Regions from separate parts of the Homo sapiens genome. Here region 2 is linked to region 1. A link is a loop called in an ENCODE intact Hi-C map of the cell type or tissue named here. Cell type or tissue: sigmoid colon. All regions are shown on one strand. Links, peaks and the distances in the headings refer to the core of each region. The heading gives the core; the rest is flanking DNA. Region 1 overlaps LOC107985869 (a long non-coding RNA gene). Region 2 overlaps PIRAT1 (PU.1 (SPI1) induced regulator of S100A8 and S100A9 alarmin transcription 1).

Region 1 (8,845 bases), core at 445-8,444:
TTGCAACCATTCTTGTTCCCAATTACATCCAGTCTCTGCTGGCCCTGCCACAGGCTCTGGGGACTCAGTGCTTTATGGGTGCTGCATTTACATTTGCTGGCCAAGAGATGCAAAATAAAACCATGGTCAAATTTCAATTGCCTGCCTGGAAATATAAGACCAGTACCCAGGAAGTGGAATAAAGAGCTGGTTTAGGGGTTTGAACTTCCACCAAATTGACTCAACCACCATGTAACCGGAGGCCCCAGTTTTTGGGACATAGCTGTCTATAGTCTGATTGGTGGCATTTTTCAGGCAGAATAAGGAAATTATATCAGTCAAGAATGCATTTGTCCTAATTTGTACTGATTTGCTGCTGCCCGTTCAAAGGATCTTATTTAAGACCAGAGTAATTTGTTTTCTGTGCTGCCTTGAACAAAACTCCTCCCTGCACTTGAGCGTATAATATTTGTAGACATTTGTCTTCAGGCTAGTGCAGTAATCTTCCTTGTATGCAACTGGGTTTTCTCTGAAAAGACAGTTGTTTAAAGTTCAGCCCAACGTTTATTGACTTTTTTTGTGCTTGTATCTACAGAGAAATCATAGTCACTGGTTTGAACGGACTAATCAAGACCTATGAACTGCTGTCTGCACTAATATCCACTTTCCCAGAGATCAAAGCCACGTGGCTGGGGAGACAGACTTTCAGCTGCTTTTCTTGCATCCTTTTCTGATCAGAGTGATTTATCACTTGAATGCCATCATCGGGTCACAGGCTTTTTACTTCAGATATTTGGTATCAGACTGTTGAGTATCAGATGATTTAGCATTTGAGTTTATGCTTAATCTGTCTTATAAACAACCCTGTGATTTAAAAGAAAATGAAAGCCTCTTCTATGAGGAAAGCCTTGTCTATGGGACTCTAAGAAATGGGAGGAGGCAATATTTAGGAAATCCAGTAGGCCTCATTTAATCTCTCCTTCCTTTAACCCAGGGATAGAACAGCATGTTGTGATGAGGACATTCTATCCCTGAGCCAGGATGAAATGGTGCAGGATGAGGGCATTGTTCCTCACTGTGCAGGAAGGAAGAACAGGGATCATTTGCCTCCATTTTTCAGAGATTCCTGGCTCCTCTTGACCCTGAACTCCCCATTGTATTTTTGGGAAGAATACCCACAGTACTTCCACAGACAGAAAAACCTCGAGGGCAAAGCCCAAACGTTATGGTTGCTATGATCTCTCTACTAACCTCAAAGAATAAACTACAACATTCTAAGCATATGGATCTCTATGTGGCCCCTGCCAGGAAAATTGTCTGTTCTGAATCTGGTACCAGCCCTTCAAATCCAGAAAAGCTAGGTCCTAAGGTGGTGCTGAGCATGTAGAAGAAGGGTTGCAAACCAGCTTTCCTAGTTGCAATGACCACAGATCCTAGGGACCTCTTCAGTGTTAAGTTTCTCCCCAGACCCCACTGCTGCCCTGGGGGTTTGCCGGATATCGCTTCTTGCATCGAGGGCTGCCTTCTCTCACATTTGCCCTGCCATTTGATGTCCCAAATCTTGAACAGGCCTGCCTGGCCTCACCTTGATAGCACCTTCACCATAGTAAGTATTCAGTATCTGGATTGGCAGACCACCAGGCGGACCCAGTGAGATTGACTGGTACCCAGTAGCAGCTCAATCCATACTCCATGAATGAATGAATGAATGAATGAGGATTGAAGGAAGTATGAAATTCCAGCCATGCTTCCCAGGGGAGGGTCTGCAGCCCTGACTCAGACAGAGACGGTAACAGGAGCAGTTTGAACCACCCATCACCACTCCAGCCTGGAGGCTCTATGGGAAGAGACCAGGAGCAAGGGAGAAAGAGTAGGCCCTTGCTCTGGACAGATCCTCTAGTGCTGCTGCTGTAGGGCCAGAGTAAGGACCCCTTGTGAGGATGAGAAAGGAAGAAGTGTCTCCTCCACAACCCGGGCTAAGTCCAAGCAACCTCTGCATTTCTTCATTCAGAACCTTTGCTCAGCCTAGGATGTGTTGAGGACATAATGAAGTGATGAGTGCTCCCCTGACTCTCAGGGGTCCCAAAGGGGTCATCTGTGGTTTGATGATCCTCCTGGCTAAATGGTTCCTACAGCTGTTGCTTAGGTTCAGAAGAAAAGCGGCTTCCACATACCCATACCTCATCTGCTAGAATTAACAACATTAAAAGATAAGGCTAGTGATGTCGCAGCCTCCGGACAGATCATCCCGGTCAGTCTACCTTAAAGATGGAACTTCATGGAAATGAAGGGGTGGAGAGGAGTTGTATGAAACCAGACATCTTCTGAATTCTGCAGAAAATGCTACGGCCAGATTCACCGTACAGAGTCTGATAAATGCCAGAGGTGAGAGGGGGGTTTGGATGTGGTCACAGTCAGTCATAGGGCTGCAATATAGCCCCTATGTCTCTGGCTTTTTTAAAGGTTAATTCACAAAACAAAAAGTCCAGAAGTGTGCCTGGTAATGACAGGAGCTCAGTAAATAGTTGTTGATGGAGTGACCCAGCATGTCTCTAGCTGCCCGTGTACTGGCTGTGTAGAGCCATTTTCCTGGAGGCCGAGGCAGATCTGAACCATGACTTGAATCCACGCAGGTGGTGATGTACACATGGCAGCCTTTCCATTCCACTCATCCATAGCCTGTGTTGGCCAGAAGAGAAGCTCTGAATAGTAACTTCTCTATATTTTTGCTGTTAAAAATAACAAACTCTGGGCACTAGATCAGGAGCTATTTCTTTCCTTGTAGACAAGTAGGTCCTGCATGGAGAAGCAAGTCTCTTCTGCCCAGAGGATCCATAGTCAAATGCTTGCAGGGGAGATTATATTCTAGAAGCTCTGAAATAGTCAGAAATGCCCCCAGCCTCTCTGAGGGAGGGATTCATTCCAACCCAAAAGGATGTCTCTATACAGGCTCGTGTGAGCACAGGGTAGCTAAAGGTGCCTTGGGCAGCAAGCACCTGCACACCTGGCAAGGGCTATGGTGACAGGTGAGATGGGTCTGAAGTGAGAGCAAAAGGATGTGGCTTTATGGAACCTCAGGCTGACTTCAGAGGCTGACACTCACCTCCTGCCCCTGCCAGCTGCTCAGCCTGGACCCCCAGGGCACCTCCCAAAAAGCTCACCAGTCATTCTCCAGCGATAGTATTTGTCACACACTGGCATTTCCTACACTCCTACTGACCACATCTCCAGGGACTGCTGGGAGCCCACTGACCAAGCTCCCGAAGATGTGAGTCAGCAAGCTGGCATGCTTAAGAAAGGGGTGTTTGGCCCTGACTTGAGAGCTTCCCAGACCCAGCATTCCTTCTCCCCTGCTGTACCAAAGCCCCCAGATCACCATTTCTTAGAAAGATAAGAAGGGCATTCCGTCCAGTCTTGGGCCTCTTTGATGTTCCTGCCCCATAGGTAGCCCCAGAGGGACAGCATCACCATTATTCCTTTTGAGTGGCACTGGATGAAAACAGAAGAATCACTGAGAAGTTGTCAAACATTTAGATTCCTGGGCCCCACTCAAGACATTCTCTGGGGTGGAGGGTCGGAAGTAGGAAGCAGCAATCTGCATTCAAATACATCCTCCAGGAGCTTTCAAGACCCTGCCAGGACCGGGAATCACTAAACATTAAAGAGTATAACAACTTCAAAAGTGCATTAAAAATTTCCTTTTTTTTGGCTAAGACCTTTGGAAGGGGAATTTGACTCAGAGATAATTTTGCTTCCTGATAACTGCAGAAGTAGCTCTCTCTTTCCTTAAAACAGGGAGATCCTCTGGGATCTCTGTATATCTGAGACCAGCAAGAATCTGAGACTGTCTCCAACTCAGTGTAGGCTGCAACTCGCCTTCCTAGGCATTCCAGACTCCCACAGACGATGCAGCTCCCAGCACGTTCCTGACTGCCAGAGACAAGTGAGGCTGTGAGTTTCTGCCCAGGGCTTACCAGATCCTGAAAACTTCTAGAAGGGATTTTCCTGGGCTATCAAGCACTGACACCTAGAAAGAGGTAAAACTTGATGTATCTTGCAGGGCCAATCCCGAGAAACCGCTAAACTCCCCATATTACATGAAGGGCAGAGAGGTGTCTTAAAAAAAAAAATCAGAGTGAAGCCAGAACACATGCTGCCAACAAGACTGAATTAGGTAATGAGAAAGACAATGTTTGTTGCCAGGACTGAGGCAGGAAATAAATCATTTTTCTTTAACGAATCTCTCTGTTTACATTGTTCTCTTTCCTCACAGGACTGGCTCAGAAAAGACCTGTTTTTGTTGTTGTTGTTGTTATTTTGTTTTGACTCCTTGGCCAGTAGGATTAGGTCCCATTGAGCCTCAGCCTGGCGGCGGGTGGGGGGGGGGGTGCCACAGCTGAAGCCACTGTTGTGACTCACAGGGATGAGGGGTGAAGGCAGCTTCCCCGCTGGGGTGGCACCTGCCTGCTGCTGGTGGGGCCCAGGTGGGGCTGGCCCAGATGCTTGAGGGTCAGAGGGGGTCACGTCAGACTTTCTCACATTTGTATCCTCAGCTTTCAGCACAGTGCTTAACCAACACCCAACACAATAATGACAGAATGAGTAAACAATTGATGGCTTTGAAGGTGGGCAAGACAAATCTCTCTTAATCTCTCCACACACGTATACATATATACACACTAGGGGAGAAGGAAGGAGGTGGAGGAGGATAGGGAGAATGATAGATGCATAAGGTATTTCACAGGTCAGAATCATAGGTGACTGCCTGGGGGCAAGAGGGAGGACCCATCCCTGTCACCATAGCTCAGAGGTTCCAGGTCCATCAACAGCCCATTTCATCTGTTCCTGGAATGCCGTATGAAGAGGTAGGAACAGGCCATGATCAGAAGGCTCCAGAGCAGAAAGCCCATCTGTACCCACTTTGCTCCTCACACATGGTCTCTGGCCCACAGAATACCCCCTGCAGAATCATGTGAAGTCCTGCCCTTGTCCTGGTTGTTTCTCTTTCTCTGTATCTCAAGAACCCACTGGTTTCATCTCTGGTTTCACCACATCATGACATTACATGCATGAGGGGGCTCTACCTCTTCACGGCATCATCAGCCAGGGGTGAGGAGAGAAGCCCCAGTGTCCACAAGAAAATGAGGGTGGTGCCACCACATTTAACTCCTTCCTTGCCCATCTGCTCTTTCCCTGGGAAAGGAGTGTCATGACAATATCAACCCTTATTCTATCTGAATAGTCACGGTTCTGTGGCATCAAGGACAGATGCCCTTGATGACAAAAGTGGCTGGTTGTGTGTGCAATGGAGAGATTGTACTTCACATACATTTTTCTGCCTTAAAATAACCAGAAGAAAATCACTGTTCTTTTGGCTCAAGCAAAAATAAAACTGTTTTTTTGAAAGCCTTATTTAAAGGGTTCATTATCTTGCAGGCTGCTAACTATATACTCTGCACCACACTCAATAAAAGCTTCATATAACTGTCTTTGAAATTAACAGCCACCTCTTGTGCTTTTCAAGTTATTAAAGACGTTGGCATGGTGGAGAGATTGTAAACTTTCTATACTGGTGATTAGTCAGCGGGACCACATCCCACCAAATCCCCCAGAGCGTTTCTAACAAAAAGTTCCTTGTGACCCAAGCGCCAATTTTTCTTTCTTGTCTGTTCATTCTAATTCCACTCAATTACTCCTGAGCAAGCTGTTTTATTCCTGTCAACTCATGTTATTTACTGGAGCCTGTCAAGAAGACTGAAGTGGAGGCTGATATTATGTAGGATGTTTTGAGACTCATTAAAACACTTTAAAACAATCACCTATTGTGATATTCACAGTCCTATGTGGGGTGGCCTTGCCTGGACCATTTGGAGCCTGGATCACTTTATTTATTTGCTATTAAAAGCTTCAAGTTAGAATGGCTTTTTTTGCTGCAAAATTTTTGGACTTAGGGATGCAAGGCCTGGTCAGGGTTCCTGGAGATTTCTGGGCAGGGATCTGAAAATAAATGGATTAAGTGTGTGTGTGGTGGGGAGCCCGGGGGAGGACTCCTGGACCAGCTCTGTATCTCTGATGAGCTGATGAGAAATGGGGGTCAGCCCCAACTCGCCAGAGAGCTCTTCCTCCTAGAACCGAGGCAGATTTCCTTAGGAAAGTGGGTGAGAGCAGTTTTCCTCTGAAGATAAAGTTCCCTGCTGTGTCATTTTTAGTCCGTCATTATTCATGCAATAATGAACAATCTGTCTGAACAAGGCACCAGGCTAGATTTCCTGAGAGTGTAAAGCAGATAACTGTATAGTCCTTAGATCATTAGCTGAAGAGTCCATTTAATTGATGCCATATGGAGTGTCAGGTGCCAGGTGGACCACGTGCAGCCTGAACTCTGGGCAGGGAGGGGCCAAGGCAGTCTCATTCTGTCCACACCCCTCCCAGCCTCCTCTTGCTCCCCACTCTTGTCTCCCACGTGCCGGCTGCCCATCCTCCCTCCTGCTACCAGCATCTACCCCTGGCTAAGCGTTGCTAGGAACTCAGCCTTGACAGCCCCTGGGGTTGGAGGTTGATTCCTATTCTAAGCTCCCTCAGAATGCAACAAAGAACCTGTGTTCAAGCTGGGGTGGAAGTCGAGGATTCTTGATTTCCAAGTCCCAAGATCTAGAATTTCTTATTTCTTAAAAAAATCCTTGAAAAAAAGGCCTCCTTTCTTCAGTGATTCTAAGATACTTTATGATGGCATGGTCTCAAAGCAATACTGAGAAAAAAGCCAAGTCACCTGGGCCACTGCCTGCATCATTTCACACACTTCTAGAACATGGTTTTCCCACCAGTGTCTCATGTGTTTGCAGGTGTCATCTCCACCCCAAGCTGGGGGTGTAGGGTCAGGCAGAAGCAGTACAGGCAGAGGGGAATGAAGCAGAAGGTCCAGAGTCTGTATCATCATACAGGGGTGAGCTAGGCCAGTACTTCCCACCTGTGTCCCTCCAGCAGTGGGATGCCAATCTCTACTCTAAGTGCAGATCGTTCTGAGTCACATAAGCCTGGGAAGGACTGCCCACTATATCCCCAGCTCCTACGCTGGTTCTCACTACCATGAGTTTAGAAAGTGCTAGACTAGTTGATCTCCAAGATCTTTCCTAATGCTTGAAATTCTAGGAGGCAATGAATAGAGAATATGAATGCAAAAAAAAATCTATAAGGCATTTGCCTAAGGCAGGGGTTTTCTACCCTGGCTGTGTATAATAATCACCTGGGGAGATATATAAAAAATAAAAGCCCATAGGCCTATGTTCTCAGCCTGAGGATTAGGATTCATCAGGTCTGGGGTGGACCCCAGCCTCTGCATTTCTAGCAACCCTCCAGTCAGTTTTGATGAACAGCAGGCGTCAGAGCTGAGAAGTTGGGGCTGGGGTTATAACCAGACACTTTCCCAGGCAGTGAGATGAGGGAAGAGCTGACGCAGGATTCTAACATGCCCACTTCTGTTCATGGAGTTTGGCCCACGGGTGATTGTGCCTAGCACATCTTTAGAAGATACTTCCCCAGAAGTCGACAATTAAAGATGCAGTGAAACAGAATTTGTTTTGTTTTATTTTAAACCTCAGACTGACACTTAAACCACATCCCAAGGGCAAACATCTTACAGCTTAATGGATAGGTAGCCACCAGCCTTAGCCATTGCTTGGAATCAGATGGAAAGCAGTGCTGGCTGCCCACCCTAGGAGCACTGGGGACCTGAGAGGAGAAGGGCCCCTGTAAGTGGTGGCCTTCTCAGTGTCCTCTGGCTGCAAGCAGAGCTGACCCAGCCTTCTGTTCAGAAGGTCTCAGCTTCAGGACAGAGAGGCTGGCCTGGGTGGTGGGGTAGGACAGAGAGAGCAGGAGTTCAGGAAGTGGATCAGACCAGCTGCCCAGGCCAACGAGGTTTGTTCTCATAAACCAGGCTGAGTTCCTGGGTGGGGAGGACACTGTGGCCCCTGTTTCATGGGTCCTCACATGCACACACACTGGAGAGCAGTTCAGCAGCCTGACTGCTGGGCAAGTGCTGCCTGTTGCCTGGGGTTGTCTGCTCCTGCTCAGGAGGATGAGCCAAAAGAGATGAATCTTACAGATGACTGGAGTTTAGGGTGAAGTGCAAGCCCAGAAAATAGGTCTCATTCCTGCTACTCCCTCTCGTATATTCTACAATTCAGACAAACTGCATGAGTCATTGCTGTTTAGAAAAATCCTCTGCTTCTCCTCTTTTGTGCATTTGCTCCTGTTTTTCCTTCCCTACCCCATCTGCTGGACTCCTACACATACTCCCAAGCCTACGTCAAATGTCTCCTCTGCTCAGCTCCCCATAGGGTGCAGTGATATCTCTCCCCTTGGGAACTGCCAGAGTATACTGCATGTATCTATCATCTGGCATCTCTCTTACACAGCTGTGTTTCTTATCCCCTTCTATTGCAAGCACTCGGAAGGCAGAGACTGGGTCTTTGTCTCCCTTTGGCCCCAGCCTGTTTCCATATTGTGCTTTTTATGTATTATAGCAGGCACCCATGAATGTCTACGGAATGGAAGTTAATTCTGGGCTGACAGTAATTGTAAAGCATCACAGCCCTTGCTAGCTGTCATGGGGAGGCAATCCTGGGCACTGTCTCCATCACTGCTGTCACCATGTAGCATGATGAGTCCTTTCTCATGCTGCTAATAAAGACATACCTGAGACTAGGTAATTTATAAAGGAAAGAGGTTTAACAGACTTACAGTTCCACGTGGCTGGGGAGGCCTCACAATCATGGTGGAAGGTGAAGGAGGAGCAAAGGCACATCTTACAAGACAGCAGGCAACAGAGCATGTGGAGGGAACTGCCCCTTATAAAACCATCAGATCT
Region 2 (8,845 bases), core at 276-8,275, 84 kb before region 1:
AGTGAGAGGACAACCTGAGGGAATGAGGCTTGGGTGGGGACTTGAGGAGAATGGGAAAGACTTGGGGAGCCAATCTGAGAGATGCCTGAAAATTCATGAATCTTGTCCAAAGGATTGTCCAGCAGCCGTGAGGGTCATCTGCAGGCTCGATAGCCCGTGTCAGTGGCTTCAGTCAGCACAGCCCTGCGACTGTTCTCCTCAGTGTTTGGCAGCTCAAGAGAGAGGCCAGAGAGGGTTGGGGCAGCAAGGACAGTGCTGATGCAGTGGAGGTCAAGGTCAGGAGGGAATGTTAGAGATGTCTGATGGTCATCTGGGAGGGCCAGGGGCCTGCCAGGATGAGGAGGAGGGAGGTGTGGGCGTGGTGGCAGCTGTGTAGGAGGAGGATGTGCTGCCTGCCTGCCTGCCAGTGCCCCCAGATTCATTCCTGTTCTTTCCAGGGCCCCTCTCCTTCCAGCCTTCAGGCAGTGTACACCAATGGGGGGCCCTGAGGGAGCACTGGGGGTGCAGAGGGGGCGAATCGTGGTCATTTCTTGCCTTCTTCCCCCTTCCTGTGGCCTCACTTACAGTGGCTGTGTTTCCTTCTTGGCTGTGGATCCTGCAGGGAAACCCTTTCCTCCATGATCCCAGCTCCCACTAAGCAGCCACTGCCCCATGGCCCTGACGACCAGTCTCTGGTCACGCTACTTCCTCCCCATGTTCCTCCAGTCTCAGCAGTGGTCCTGGGTTACTAAAGATGCTAATCTCTCTATAATCTGTGAAGTGATTCCCTGGTTGAAATATCTAGAGTGGTTTCTGTCTTCCTCAGAGGACTTTAACTGATATACCGGAAAAGAATTAAAAACAAATATATCTCTCTTGATCTGCTCCCATCTCCTTTTTATACCTTTGCCTCCAAACAAGTGGGGAACAATATATAGTTTAAAAGTTATCCAAAGCAGCAAAATAAAGGAATGTGCACGTGTGGATACAAATGTCTTCTGATTGGAGAAAAGATGGGGCATGATGGCCTTGGGGTAACTGGAAGAGCCAGCACAAGCTTCTTTGCCACCTTCCAGAGATGAAAGCGGTGTGAACACAGAGCCAGGTTTGAGTATGCCGTCATCTATGTGGCCCTCTGGCCTCTAAGTAGCTCCTCTACCATAGGTTTGGTACCTGAAATTCCTCTATTCCTGATATATATATATATATTTTCTATTTGAGTCCAGTTACTTTTCAGCTCCAGGAAGTTTCTGTTGAAATAGAATAAGCAATATAAGAAAGCCACTCTATTAGACCAGGATGGGCTGGCTCTCCAGTTGGAGACGCGTTAGGGGATAGAACCATAATAGAGCTTGGGTTTGAATAGACAGAGAGAAATGGGAAGATTTGTAGGGACAAGCCAGGTGGAGGGTGGCCATGAGGACCAATGGACAGAGAGGGCAGGTTTGCTGGGAATAGACAATGAGCACCTCTACCTGGCTGGCACTTTAAGCAATGGAGGGAGAGGAGGTTGGGCAGGTGGGCTGGAACCCGAGGACCTAGACTGCTGGACTAAGGATTTGCACTTGTCCCAGAAGGCAGTGGGAAGCAGAGCTCTGCACAGAGCTAGAGCATGTCAAGTGGCATGTTAAGACAAAGACAAAGCCCTGAGTCCAGTGGCATCATGGAGAATGGATTGAAAGCAAAGGGAAACTAGAGACAGGAAGACTGACGAGGAGGTCATTGCAATAATCCAGACAAATTGTGATGAGGACCTGGACTAGAATAGTGGCAGGAGACCAGGGAAATAAAGGATGTGAGAGATATTAGGGAGGGACTATTCCACAGGATGAGGCTGGTTGGGTAGGAGAGTTCTAGCAGATGGATGAGATTCAAGCAAGGTTGATTTGTTGGAAGTGCTTCCAAAATATGCACTTTATTACTTATTCTCAGATACTTATGACTTCTCCAATGTCATTACCTAACTCACTTACAATCTGGCAACTCATATCCACTTTATTCATCACATGGGAGTCACTCTTATTCTGTGTTTTCACAAATAGATTCGCTTGACCCTTTAAAAAAGTCTTTTATAACGTAACATGTAATTAATTTTTTTAAACCAAGGCTTACAGAATCCCAGAACCCCCAAATCCAGGCTTGATCAAGAATGATTAGAAAAGCCTGGAAGTGGTAATTAAGCATTAACTTAGTTTGCCCCAATGGGGGACAGACTGTACCTCTCCTATGGCCAACTGAGGTCATGTGACAGCTCAAAGCCCAACTGTCTTATCCAGGAATCACTCCAGTGCAGTCCAGGTTGCCCCCGTTATGGAGGAGGGTCATGCCCACCAGAAAATAAGACATCCTGTCACTAGAGAAATGGCTTATTTTGAGTTTAATTTGGCAGTAAATAGAGTCCTTTCTAGAATTTTCCTTTGAGGTTCAATAGATCATTCAAGGCATTTAGATTCTGAGTTAAATAGATCATACTGGGTATATAAATATAAGGATATATTGGGAAATATACAATATAAATGATAATGGAAGACAACCTTAGTTTGATCCAATCCATGCAAGAAATGGAAATTCTATTGCCTTTGATAAAAGGTTTTCTTCTATGAGCTATATAAGATAAGGATGCTATGGTCACATGGTCACTGCTACTTTTGCCTGGAGAATAATTTCCCCACTAGTAACTATGACTGTCCTCAAAAGCAAAAAGAAATTTTGCTTTTGAGGAAATGGCAAGTTTCCTTGAAGCCACCACACTTATTCCCCACAGTAGATGCTGGCCCCACTTCTGTGAAACCCCCTGGAAGACCCTCTTAATTCACTGACCTAGTTCTCAACATCCTGCCTCAACCCACTATTTTCCCCTATCCCTGTACTGCTTCTGAGTGTTCAGGTCATCAACTTCATTCTCTCATTTCTGTCCTTCCTCCCACAGGACTCAATGTACAATATTCCATTCCAGCATTGAATTTGGGGTCAATGGATGACATTCAGATGCTCTACTCTTGCCATGCTTTCTACTTTCATGAGAATTTTGATTTATTCTATGTTAAAATTAACTAAGTTAATTTTAATCAATCCCTACCCTTGATGTAAATGTACACTTCCAGCAAGGTCCTGGTTTGGGGAGTTTGTTCATTTAACAAATGTTTAATGAGCACCTGCTAGTTTCTAGCCCAGTGCTAAATGCTGAGTTACTGAAGTAAAAATTGTGTTCCCTCCAGGAGCTCCCAGGCTGGAGGGGGCAGAAAATTATTACATGCAAGCACAGATGACTTGTAAGAATCTTTGCTGATTTGGATGGAAATTTTCTGCCCTTGGAATTTGGTATCTAATCCCTAAATAAAACACTTTAAAGAATGCCAATTAGAAGGAATAGGCAAGACTAAAATCAGTTGTTGTGTTTGTGGATTAGGGATGATTTATATTCTAATTTAAAATTTCCTTTAATGATAAAATAATATTTAGGCAATCAATTCAAATGTAAATTTTGGATAATGTCACTGTGACTCATAAACTCACTATCCACCTGCCACACTGGTGGAGACATCTGACCAATGAGGTTAGAACAGGTGGCTGCCTCAGAATCCCACATAGGAGCTGTGGACAATGTCTGCCGCCCCTCTGCGGACACTGAACTACATGGTTTTGGGTGTTTTTGCATCTAAAAGTTGCCTTTTGGCCCACCGCACCCCCCTATCCTGTACCCATATAAACCCTAAACCCCTGGCTCCACAAGAGGATGAACAGAAGAACAGAAGAGCAGCAGAATGGCACAGCAGAGAGAAGAGAAGGAGTGTCTAAACACCAAGAGTAGTTCTGCTGGAGGTGGTCAGAGAGGAGATCAGTTGCTGGATGGGCAAACCCCATGGGAAGATCATCTTCCCACTTCATCCCCTTTCTAGCTCCCCATCCATCCTGCTGAGAGCCACCTCCACCACTGAAGTCCCACATTCACCTTCCTCAGGTTCATGTGCAACCTCATTCTTCCTGGATGCTGGACAAGGACCTGGGTATCAAGAGGGCACTGAGCTGTTTAACACTTAAGTCGTCTGTGGACAGCAAGGCTAAAGGAGTGCACTGTAACACATGACCATTTGGGCTTTGGGAGTCTCAAGCTCCCACCCCTGAACACTGCCATGGGGCTGGAGCCCACGGGCACTCACCCTGGCTCCTGCACATGCCCGTCTGCATGCTCCCCCTCCCATAAGAAGTTTGAGCATGGATAGTGGCCAAACATATGAGCCACACCCCTGTCACAGGTCTTTTGGGGTGTGGGAGGGGCGGTGGTCAGGGAAGTCTCCTGTTTCACTTGTCTACCTTGAGCCCAGCAGTGTATTGGTATCACGACAGTTGCAAAGAAAATGAAGTCCCCACCTTCCTGGACTGCCCCAGTGTGAGATTTCAGAAACTGCCACTGCTGTGAGAGTGTGGGTGAAGGTGGAAAAAACTGGCAGAGGATAGCACTAATGGAGGATGTCTATGTGGTATAAAGCCTGTCAGTGTCACCGAGAGGCTCAGGAGATAGATGATCAAGAAACTTCATCATTTTCTAGAACAGTACCAGTCAGAGGAGGAGTCACAATCTGCATGTTTCCCAGACCAGAGCAGTTATCAAATCCCAAGTCTGCTGGTTGCCAGCACCTCCCAGAGGACCCCCTGTCCAGGGAGGCTGCTTGAAAACATTAGCACCAGGCTAGATCCCTGAATAGGCACAGCTTCAGTGAGCAGGGAGTAGGCTAGGCCCAGAGCCTCATTCTTTGCTCGATTCAGGAGCCTTGGGAGGCTGGTGGAGGGGTGAACTGAGGTGCCTGCTGTGTAACCAGGGCTAGGGCTGTCTCTCAGGGAGTTCATAGCAGGACACTCCTTTGCTTACTGTCGAGGTTTGCTCTCTGGTGACTTCCAAATTAGGAATCCAAGCTAGCCTGGAAACCCAGGAATGCAGGAGGAGAAAAAGGCATGTCCCAAAGAGGGGACTGAGCTGATCTTGGCCCACCGCCTGAAAGGAAAGGCCACAAGTTCTCTATCCACCCGGCACTCTGATCACCCCCTCCTCAATGGCACTTTTATTCCGTAAAACTCATTTGGTTGAACTTCTGACAATAGGTATATTTATTTTTATTAAAAGCATTAGGAAAGAACATTTGCAGTTTTATGATTTCTACTTCCATCCATAGTCTGTGATAGAAGATGATGCTCTTTGGCTTGTTACCAATGCCAACAAACAAATAATGTGTTTGACTTTCATTTGGTGCCGGGGACCCAGGCTCAGGCAATACTGGCCAGTGATGATTATTTATGGTAGAATATAAAACGGAACTTTGATTTATGAATCAATTATTTGCTATGTGGTTTTAAAATGTGCTCCTACGTATTTTTACATGGAGGCTCAAAGACAAACAGGTGCTGGTCTCTTGGTTTACACTTTATGGTGATTAGCAGGTCAGGAGGGGTGAGGAGCAGGCAGGCAGGCCAGCACCCAGTGCATCCTGAGGCCAGGTGGGAAAAGAGGCAGCTTTGTGGATCACAGGCCCTGGGGGGAAATATTTCAGCATTCTCAGCTCATCCCTCCCGCCATCCCCCTGTTCTCCTTTGTGTCCTGGGTAAGCGTCTCAGGCCCCAAGCACTGTGGGGGCAGAGTTATTGTTCTCTCTATACTGGTGGGTCCCTGAGAAATGAATAATTGCGCCCCTGAGGTAAGAAGAAGTACAACACTTCCAGGAAACCTCCTTTGTTCCCTGGCCCTACCCCTGGGGGTGACCGCGGCCAGGCTGTTTTCTAGACCATATTTTCTTCCTTGACTGACCTGCTGCACACCCACCAGACTCAGACCTCCACCCCATGTAACAGCTGCGCGGACCAGGATGCAAGACCACAGGCAGAGGCGAGGGGAAGAGCCCCAGAGCATCACCCCCACTACCCACTAATGGTTGGAGGAAACCTTCGAGATCAGCCTGGGGCAATTGTCCAAATTGCCTTTTGGGGCCTTTTGTTAATTATTATTATTATTATTATTATTATTATTTTTATTTATTTATTTATTTTGAGGCAGAGTCTCACTCTGTTGGCCAGGCTGGAATGCAACCTCCACCTTCCAGGTTCAGGGTTCAAATGATTCTCCTGCCTCAGCCTCCTGAGTAGCTGGGATTACAGGTGTGCCCCACCGCACCCAGCTAATTTTTTTATTTTTAGTAGAGATGGGGTTTCGTCACGTTGGTCAGACTGGTCTCGAACTCCTGACCTCAGGTGATCTGCCCGCTTCCGCCTCCCAAAGTGCTGGGATTACGAGCATGAGCCACCGTGCTCAGCCTGTTAATTAATTTTTAATTTATTTTGTCTAACACGTATTTGTTGAGCATTTGTTCAGTGCCAGCCCAATGGTGAAATAACTGACATTGTGCCTTGTGGTTCTTACTGTCTAGCTGGGAACAGAGCTGAGCACCAGGCAGTTGCTCTGCACTGTGGCGAGGGGGCTGATTAGGGGAGCTCTGGGCACTGTCAGAGGGGCGCCTTGCCTTCGCTTGGCTTGGTGGCTGGGGTGGAGGAGGACAGACAGGGAAGAATGAGTGAAAATCGGGCAGGCAGACTGAGTTTGGGAGTGGGGGTGAGGAAAAGATGCTGGTGAGGGTGCTCCCAGCAGAGGGGACAAACCTCAAAGCAGCTGCATACAGACAGGAGGAAGCATGGTGGATTCTGAGAGCTGGCAGAGGCTGGATAAGCCTGGAGCCCTGGGCGCCAGGTGGCAGGCATGGAGAGGTGCCTGAGAGAGAACCAGGGGACTGATCGTGGGGACTTCAAAGCCATGTTGGAGGTTCAGGCTGACAGTCTCATCGCCAGGCCATCACTCTCACTGCCAGGATCGTGGTCAAATGTTCTCTGACCCCCTCCAAGCCTGGCCAGTGCTGTGGGCTAGGACCAGAGGAAGGGAAGACAGAGAACAGGACATCGTGATGGAGGGAAGCAGAGCAGCTTCCCCAAGGGCTCTGTTTTTGTCCTGCTCCCTTGGGTCACCCAGCTTTGGCAAACAGCCCTGTGGGCCAGGGTGGGGAGGCTCTTGCCACTTATTTTTAATTTCCAGGATGCCTTAATAAATGTCATTCTTATCTCAGGAAATGAGTTTGAAATTTTGCAGACACACCATGCCCAGCGTGGCAGAAAAGCTCTCACTGCCTCTGCAAGGGCTGCTCTAAAATCCTCATGACCAAGGTTGCTGCCGGGGTCTCTTGGTAGACTCAGGCTCTCCCTGGCCATGGCACCTTAGCCAAGTCATTGAACCTGGACACTTTTTGTCCAACAGATTTGTTTTCCTGTTTCAGTCTCTGAAGGAGGAATTGCTTTTGCTCCTCCTGGCTCTGTCATCTGCCCTCCCTGGACCTAAGCCCTCTCTTTTCTCTCCTGTGTCTCCTGGCCTCAGACAGGCTGCCCACCATCCCACCCTGACTTCTGGCTGTGTAGCAGGAATGGTGTGCACTGGACATGGCAGGTCAGAGCGGAAATGCCTTGGCAGAGAGGTGGGAGGCAGCTTTCCTGGCCCTCAGCTCTGCTGCACCGGCTTCGGGCCAACATTTCTTTTCCTTCCTTTTACAAACAGTCTGTTCAACCACAAGACTGGACTAGAAGATAACCCATTTACACAGTGAAGATTCGGGTGACAGAGGTGAGAAGCCAGTCTTGGGAGCTCCTGCTACCGTGTGTGGCTTCTGACATGAACCTTGGGAACGCCTTCACTGGTCTGGCCCATGAGCAGCCAACCTAGCAGCTCCAACAATAGGCTTCACTCCTGCCAGGGGAAGCTGGCTGAGCCCTTGGCGGGCAACACCCAGCTGCTTTCACTTCCCTGGCAGGAGCTACAGGAAAGACGAGAGCCCTGGAACCCACAACAGGCCCACTGAGCGTTCATTGACTTCCTAGGGGTTTGCCCTACCCTGGGCTCACGTCTCACATGCTGGCTTAAGCAGGATAAGACACTCTGCAATCCAGTTCTGAACTGTGTATACAAGCTGTAGCGCTCAGAAGAACACTGAGAAAGGGAAGGTGACGTGGGCTGGAAGGTGATGGGTCATGTAGGAGTGCCGAGCCTCTTGGCGACTGTGTGTGGAGAGTTTTAGGTCTGTACCAAAACGCAATTCTTTTGCCTCTTTCGCACCACTAGTTAGCGGGCTCTAAGGCAGGTGGTATTCATGGCATGTTCACTGCCTATCCACCCGGTCACTGAGCAGACACTTATAGGACATTAACTTTATTCCCTTCCCTGGTCAGATGGTGAGGAAGTACAAGGGTGATGGGTAGGGTGCTGTCCCCAAGGAGCTCACAGTGGGGCTCAAGGCTTTGAGGCTTAGGGTCATGGTTGCTTGTTGAGCTGTATCCCAATACAAAGCTCACAGGTAACCAATCTGATGACCAAGGTTAAGCCCACTAAAATGTTCTAATGACCCCTTGCATAGAGAACAAGGACTTACAATAGAACAGGATGACACCAGGTGCATTTTGTTTCGTAATCTGTTGACAGCAAGCTTTATCTGAAATCTTTTCCATTATGAAAGGCTAAGGAAGCCCCATTCATCCCAGTTACCACTGCCTAGGAACCATATCATGTGACACAGGCTAATTAGAGGGCCCGGGTTTGAGTTCTGACTCTTACCTCCTCCTATCCTGGGCAGGTCACTACTGCTCTGTGCCTCAGTTTCACCAAGGAGAAATAAAATATAACAGCAAAAAACACCAAACTAGTAAAAACAAAATTATCTACCATAATAGTAAGGTATTAAGTTCTAGTAGTATCATCATATGGGAGAATCTGGTATAAACTTAATAAAGCTACAGGATAATTCAGTTGTAGTATTCAGTTTCCAGCCACATGAGAAATACCTGA

What was found. Hi-C counts contacts between places; a loop is a spot of excess contacts. Peaks named below come from ENCODE experiments on the same cell type or tissue, not always from the same donor. Only the 100,000 strongest peaks of a DNase experiment are listed, where the experiment ranks them.
Region 2: it touches region 1 in a loop (2.3-fold over the local background); 1 of 110 quality-filtered maps calls a loop at or near these places.

What each region holds. Positions count from the first base shown.
Region 1 is chr2:37,771,087-37,779,931 of GRCh38, reverse strand. The region is part of intron 2 of LOC107985869 (a long non-coding RNA gene); the gene reads right to left. Among named protein-coding and RNA genes, the nearest start is that of PIRAT1, 100 kb to the left of the region's middle. In sigmoid colon, for the core only: no CTCF peak of the experiment used is centred there; DNase peaks (open chromatin) are centred at 3,911 and 7,961; H3K27ac peaks cover 583 bases.
Region 2 is chr2:37,854,494-37,863,338 of GRCh38, reverse strand. All of the region lies in intron 2 of PIRAT1 (PU.1 (SPI1) induced regulator of S100A8 and S100A9 alarmin transcription 1), which reads left to right. Among named protein-coding and RNA genes, the nearest start is that of PIRAT1, 17 kb to the left of the region's middle. In sigmoid colon, for the core only: no CTCF peak of the experiment used is centred there; DNase peaks (open chromatin) are centred at 4,768, 6,978 and 7,743; H3K27ac peaks cover 1,699 bases.